Linked DNA regions of Homo sapiens: region 1 is linked to region 2. A link is a loop called in an ENCODE intact Hi-C map of the cell type or tissue named here. Cell type or tissue: endothelial cell of umbilical vein. All regions are shown on one strand. Links, peaks and the distances in the headings refer to the core of each region. The heading gives the core; the rest is flanking DNA.

Region 1 (2,901 bases), core at 183-2,682, 120 kb after region 2:
GTTCCTGCAGCCCCCACTCTTCCCATTTCATTGCACCCTTGCTTGGCAAAACACAAGCCAATCGGCATAAACCAGCTCTGCGCACGCGCCTCCTGCTTGGGATCAACAGAAACCTTGGGAGGAGAGAATATTCAGAGGCTGCCTATGACCAAGCAGAAAGTTCATCAAAGACAAGGACCCTGAGACTCTGAGGAGCTCCGCTAGGTTCCCTTCCAAACTGACTCTCAGAAAGCAGAGTAGGGAGCTAAACCAGAGCATGAGTGGGTGGACCGGTTCCCCGCCTGATCTAAGAACTTGCTGATGTCTGCAGTGGACCAAGGCTACCGCTCAGGTCCCTCCTCCAGAGCCCTGTCCTGCTGCCGTGTCTATAGTGGCTCAGATCTCTCCACGTCTGCCAGGGGGTCTTCTGCTAGTGAGGAATTCTGCCATGCCTGCTCCAGTTCTCCTACGTGTAAAAAAAGAAATAACTCTACCAACACCGATGTTCGCTAGCGACCAAGCAGAGCACTTCCTATGCCTCACCTCCCTGAATCCTCCTAAGGACTGATGGAGTAAGAGTCACAACATCCTCATTTTACACACTAGGAAACTGAGGGGCAGAAGGCAGATGATGTGCTTGGCTCAGAGCCTGATGAGGAGCTAGCATCTCCTGCACGAGAGCTGGCGGGATGGCCTGCGTTTGCAGCTCTTGCAGGCATCGTCTCTGTGGTCCAGCCTGATGCTAACTCAACAGATGCTGCCAGAAGGGGCCTGCTCATCCCATCTGACAGCAGTGTCTCCAATGGCCTCGCAGGGTCCTTCCTTGCCGCTGTATGTCTCCTTGTGGGATGCATGTTCGACTGTGCTGGTTCTTTCATCAACGTGCTGTATCCTGAGAAGACTCAACCCCCTCTCTTGCCCCAATGCCTTCAGCTCTGAGAACCCCACAGTTACTCAGTGATCTCCTTAAGGGCTCCTGGATACAGAGGACAGCAAAGAAATGGAGTCCCTTCTATTGCTGTCAATGTTTAAAATTTTCCAATGGAAATTGTGTTCATGCCTAAAACGAGGCCACCAAGTGTGCTCAAAACATTCAAGGTCTCTACTTTTAACTCCAACCCAATTAGCTCAGTTTGCTCTGTCTGGTTTTTGTGATTATCAGAAACCTTGCCAGGAGATTTCTGTCTTTGAATATCATCTGGACAATAAGCATTAATCCTTTCCTGAACACCCAGTGGATGCTTGGCTGTGTGCAGAGCACTCTGGGATTTCTCCCAACAATCACAGAAGGAAGATAACATCAGACCCAGTCAACAGAAGAGGAGACTGTGGTCTGAGAAGCTCCAAGAGGCGCAGTGACCGGGGATTGCAGTGAAGTTGGAACTTAGCCTGTTTCCAGAGCCTGGGCCAAACTGCCAGGCCAGTATTTTCCCAAATTTGCCACATCAGAAGAATCGCTGGAGGCCTGGTGTAAATTAAGAATCATGGGTCCTACCCCAGTTCGAATGTGCCTCGCCGAACCCCAGGACCTGAGAATCTGCATTTTAAACAAATATCACTGGAGGTAAGATTGAGACGCCCTGCCCACACTCCATTGTATAATTAGGTTAATTACCTGTTTCCATCCACTCACCACTGGGTCGGAGCACCTTTCAGAAGTTGGTATGGATGGGATGGGATGAGGGCGGAACCGGGCCTGCACAGCGCCTCCGAGGGCCATGTGGGGCACTGCGCCCCCCCTCCCCCCGCCCCCAGCCCTCCCCAGCTGGGAACCACCCACTGCCCCTGCACAAAGAATGGGCGGAAACAGGAGTTCACCCCGTGCCATTTCTCACTGGCCGTCGGCTGGGCCGGACCTACAGGGGCGATCATGGACTCAGAGCAGCTGAAAGGCCAGGGACACGGGAGCAGGAGGTGGCAGGATACCTGGTGCGGTGCCGAGGGGCCTGGGAAACAAAACACAGCCCCCCCAAGGCTGGCGGGGGACGGCCGGAGCAATCGCCTGCTGAAATCTGCAAGCTCATCACAGCGCTTGGAAAGCTCACCGGGGACGCGCAGCACAGGACACATCCTGCTCTGCAGAGATAAGAGGCAGTTCCCAGGTTCTCACCGCCGGCATCCCCCCGGGGAGCACACTGCTGGCGGCAAGCTTGGAGGACATGAGAAAGATGCCCAAAACAAACAGCCTGGCAGGGAAGCACCCGCCCGCCAGCAGGGGAGCTGCGCAGGCCCCTTCACCCTTCACCCACCTTGGGACAGGACCTTGTTGGGGAGGGGGCCCAGGGTCAGGGCAGGGGGACCCACACTGACCGGGGACCCTGGTCGCTGATTTTGCTCATCCCTGAAATCACTCCTCAGGCTGACTTTAGCTCCACCCTAACACATACTGGTTGCGGAGGCCTGGAAGAGTGGCCGCTTGTCTCTGTGCCTCAGTTTCCCCACCTGCTAAAAGGTGCTGCAGGTGGAAACTACCCCTCTGCATTCTTCCAGGCCTCGCTGTGATCATGTGGGTTTGGTTAACGGCTGGCGGCTGAGGACCCTGAGATGCTCTGAACTCTTCTGTATGATCCCATCTCACCTCACAGAGGCCTGCAAGCCTCACGCCCTTACCAGTACCATTTACCCCATGAGGAAACTGATGTATGCCAGGTTATGAAGCGTTTTCGAGCTAGGGAGAGCTTAACTTATGCACACATTCTCTCTAGTTCTCAAGTCAAAAAGGTGCTAGAACCCAGGTCAGCCCATTCCAAAGCCCATGGCCTCCCGCACAATTCCAGGGGTAGATATTAAAGTTCTGTTTTAGAACTCCCAGAGCGCCTATAAACTATATTCCACTAGAAAGCCATAAAGAAACACTTTGGAAGCCACCACTTCCTATTACGGGTGGCCTGTCCTCAAGGATTTGCTGAAATTAAGGATCTG
Region 2 (2,901 bases), core at 113-2,612:
ACGCATGCATGTATGTATGTACACACACACTATCCACACTGCCCTGCACCTTGCTGTTTTCAGTCATCTCTTTTGGTGATAAGTAGATGTTGGCATGTAAAGAGCTCTGATTCCTTTTCATGGCTGTATACTACTCCCTCGAACAGCCTGTTCATTATCTATGTATTTAGCTGGTCCCCTGCAGACAGGCCCTTCTTTATAAATATTACTTTTCCCATGGAAAGGGAACATGTTTTGCCAGGGGGATACTGCTTATGGGGGAACAGGGAGGGGTTGGTGAGAATGTGGGGTCTAGAGATATGAGTTAGCATCCTGACCTCTTGTTCATTAGCTGTGTAGCCTGTGCCACCCTCAGCCACCCCCACCTGTCCACCAGGCAATAAACAAGACACAGAGACCTTCATGAATCGAACACATGTGTTTAGGGCAGAAGAGTTGAGCTATTCCATCCTGAGCTCTGAAAGCAGCCTCACCTGGGCTCACATTCCCACCCTACTTCTTACAAACCAGGTGCCTTCGGCAGACACCTTTCCTTTGAGCCTCAGTTGGGGCATAATTATGACAGCCCCTGCCCAGGTTTATTTTATGATTAAATGAGATTCACCAGCATTTGTCCAGCCACTTGACATCAGCTGGCATCAGTGCGTGCTCAATTCATTTTTGCTTTTACCGTTGTCATCATCATTGGGGTGGCAGTGGCCCTCCTGACACACCGTACCCTTCTGCACAGATGTTCCCCACAATGCAGTTGTTCCAAACCCACAGCACTATTGGGGCTCAGAGACTCAGCACAGCTGGTGGGGATTACCACTTCATCCACCCCCGCAGGTGCTCCGGAGGCCACTTCCTCTCCTGCAGCCCCCACGTGTGTCTTTGAATATTGGAACACACACGATTCCTCTTTGCTGGGGGAATCCTGCCTGGAGGCAGGGGATTGAACCAAATGACCTTTTGACCTCTTGTCCAACCCTAGCCCCAGGATTCAAGATCAGCCAGAGTGCACATGGGCCAATGAAATTAGCCACTCCTTCCGGAAAGGCGAGTTTATTCGGCATTCTGCGGCTCCCAGGGGCTGTCTTAGATAAGACTTGCTCCAGGCTCTTTTGTCCCCCAGGACTTGTGGAAATTTCTGGGTCTGTTTGACATCAACTCCTGTCCTCCCAGTCCCACCACTGGCCTTCCACTGACCTTTGGAGACCAGGGAGAGAAAACGTCATTTTTCCCCTAACCCACTGAACTCTCTGAAAGGACAAAGTGACAGAGGCCAGCACGGCCTCTCCAGAAAGGCCTCCCGGCCCCACCGTCACTGTGACTTAGAAAACGCGCCCACACCTAGCCGAGGCCAAGAGACACCGGCCGCCCCTTACACTGAAAATGAAGTAAAACCTCCTGAGAGGCTTCTCCAGAGAGGCTCGGAAGAGCAGCAGGAAGGCAGGAGGATGCCGATAGGACACCGGGGAAGAGGAGGAAACGGCCTGCCGGGTCTAGACGCGTTATCTGGCCCCGTTCGGGCACCAGCTCCACACTCATCCATCGTCCCCCGGAATGGACTTCCTGCCTCGGGACCGCGCCAATGACCTCACCCCCTTGCTATCTCGGCGGTCCCGCTGCTGCCCGCTCTAGGCTCTCAGGAATTAGGGGGCCAGATAACAAGTCTAGACAGCTCAGAAGTTTGAAATGGATTATTCTCGCCGGGGAGGAGGATGGCTAGCAACGAGCTCTAGGGACTCAAATGCCAAATCCCTGGACTGCATTCAGATTCCAAGTGGGAGTCCAGGCGTTCACGTTCTTCCTCCGTGGTCCCACCGCCCTGAAGCTGGCAATGAGTACAGCAGCTGCCACGAAGCCGCCAGGGTCTGGCTGCCCTAGCCCGGGCAGTGGGCACTCCACTCCCTCCTCCCTTCGTCGGCTTCAGGTGAGCTTCCAGGGCCTCGTCTGCAGAGCTGGACAGAGCTCTCCAGGCTGAGAAGGTGACGGTGCCTCTCCACCCTCGAGGCGTTCAGCCCTAGGGGCAGGAGTGAGTGACACAATAAATGGAAGGAAGTCCAACAGGGAGCAGAGCTCCTCCCAAGAGACGACGGCGCACGACGGCGCTGAGTGCTCGCCCAAACATCAAGTGTTTGCCATGAAACTCTCCTCAGTGCCCCCTCTGCCCCTTCTCCCACCCTGTTATGAATCCATTGTGTTCCCCAAAAATTCTTACGTTGCCATCCAAACTGCCAGTGCCTCCGAATGTGACCTTATTTGGAAATAGGGCCCTAGAAGATGTAATTAGTTGAGCTGAAGTCATGCTGGAGTAGGATTGGCCTCTAAACCGCTATGATGGTGTCCTTATAAAAAGGCCCCCTCACAGACAGGCAGCCCACAAATGCCCAGGAGCCACTGTCATCAGGAGCAGCCCTGGGCCAGGGACGGTGAAGCCCTGCAACATAAAACCCTGCTCGGCTGCAAACTCCAAGGGGGCCAGACAGTCTCCCAGCGCTCCCCAGAGGGTGGAGCCCCGGTTGCCCACCATGGTCAGCTGATCAACAGTCCACCCTGCATTGGTTTCGTCCCTTCCCCCGGTCCCTTCCCAACTCCCCTACACTTCCTGAGGTCACCTCCCAAAAACTGCCTGCACTCACAACCCGCCTCTGGTCTGGGTGGGGAGGAGGCAGCTTTCCATGAACACAGGCTGGGAAGAGGAGACACAGTCTTGGCCGCACGTGGGAGGGATAACCCTGCATGCAGTCACAGGTTTGTATAGAATACCTGTCCCCAAACTAAAACCAACCTGATGGGTGTCGGAAATTGCTAGTTCTGTCTACATCCATTCCCTCTCTTAAGTGACCGTATTAATCACAACCAGGTGCGTGACTGCCCTTCCCCAAGATTCACCACCCCACCCTTCGTTCTCAGTGA

What was found. Hi-C counts contacts between places; a loop is a spot of excess contacts. Peaks named below come from ENCODE experiments on the same cell type or tissue, not always from the same donor. Only the 100,000 strongest peaks of a DNase experiment are listed, where the experiment ranks them.
Region 1: a loop joins it to region 2, with 6 times the contacts of the local background. A loop is called at or near these places in 6 of 110 quality-filtered maps.

Annotation. Positions count from the first base shown.
Region 1 is chr16:87,051,399-87,054,299 of GRCh38, forward strand. No RefSeq gene overlaps it. Among named protein-coding and RNA genes, the nearest start is that of LINC02181, 4.9 kb to the right of the region's middle. In endothelial cell of umbilical vein, for the core only: a CTCF peak has its summit at 1,642; DNase peaks (open chromatin) are centred at 1,253 and 1,923; H3K4me3 peaks cover 161 bases; H3K27ac peaks cover 868 bases.
Region 2 is chr16:86,927,784-86,930,684 of GRCh38, forward strand. No RefSeq gene overlaps it. Among named protein-coding and RNA genes, the nearest start is that of LINC02181, 130 kb to the right of the region's middle. In endothelial cell of umbilical vein, for the core only: no CTCF peak of the experiment used is centred there; a DNase peak (open chromatin) is centred at 1,578; H3K27ac peaks cover 2,359 bases.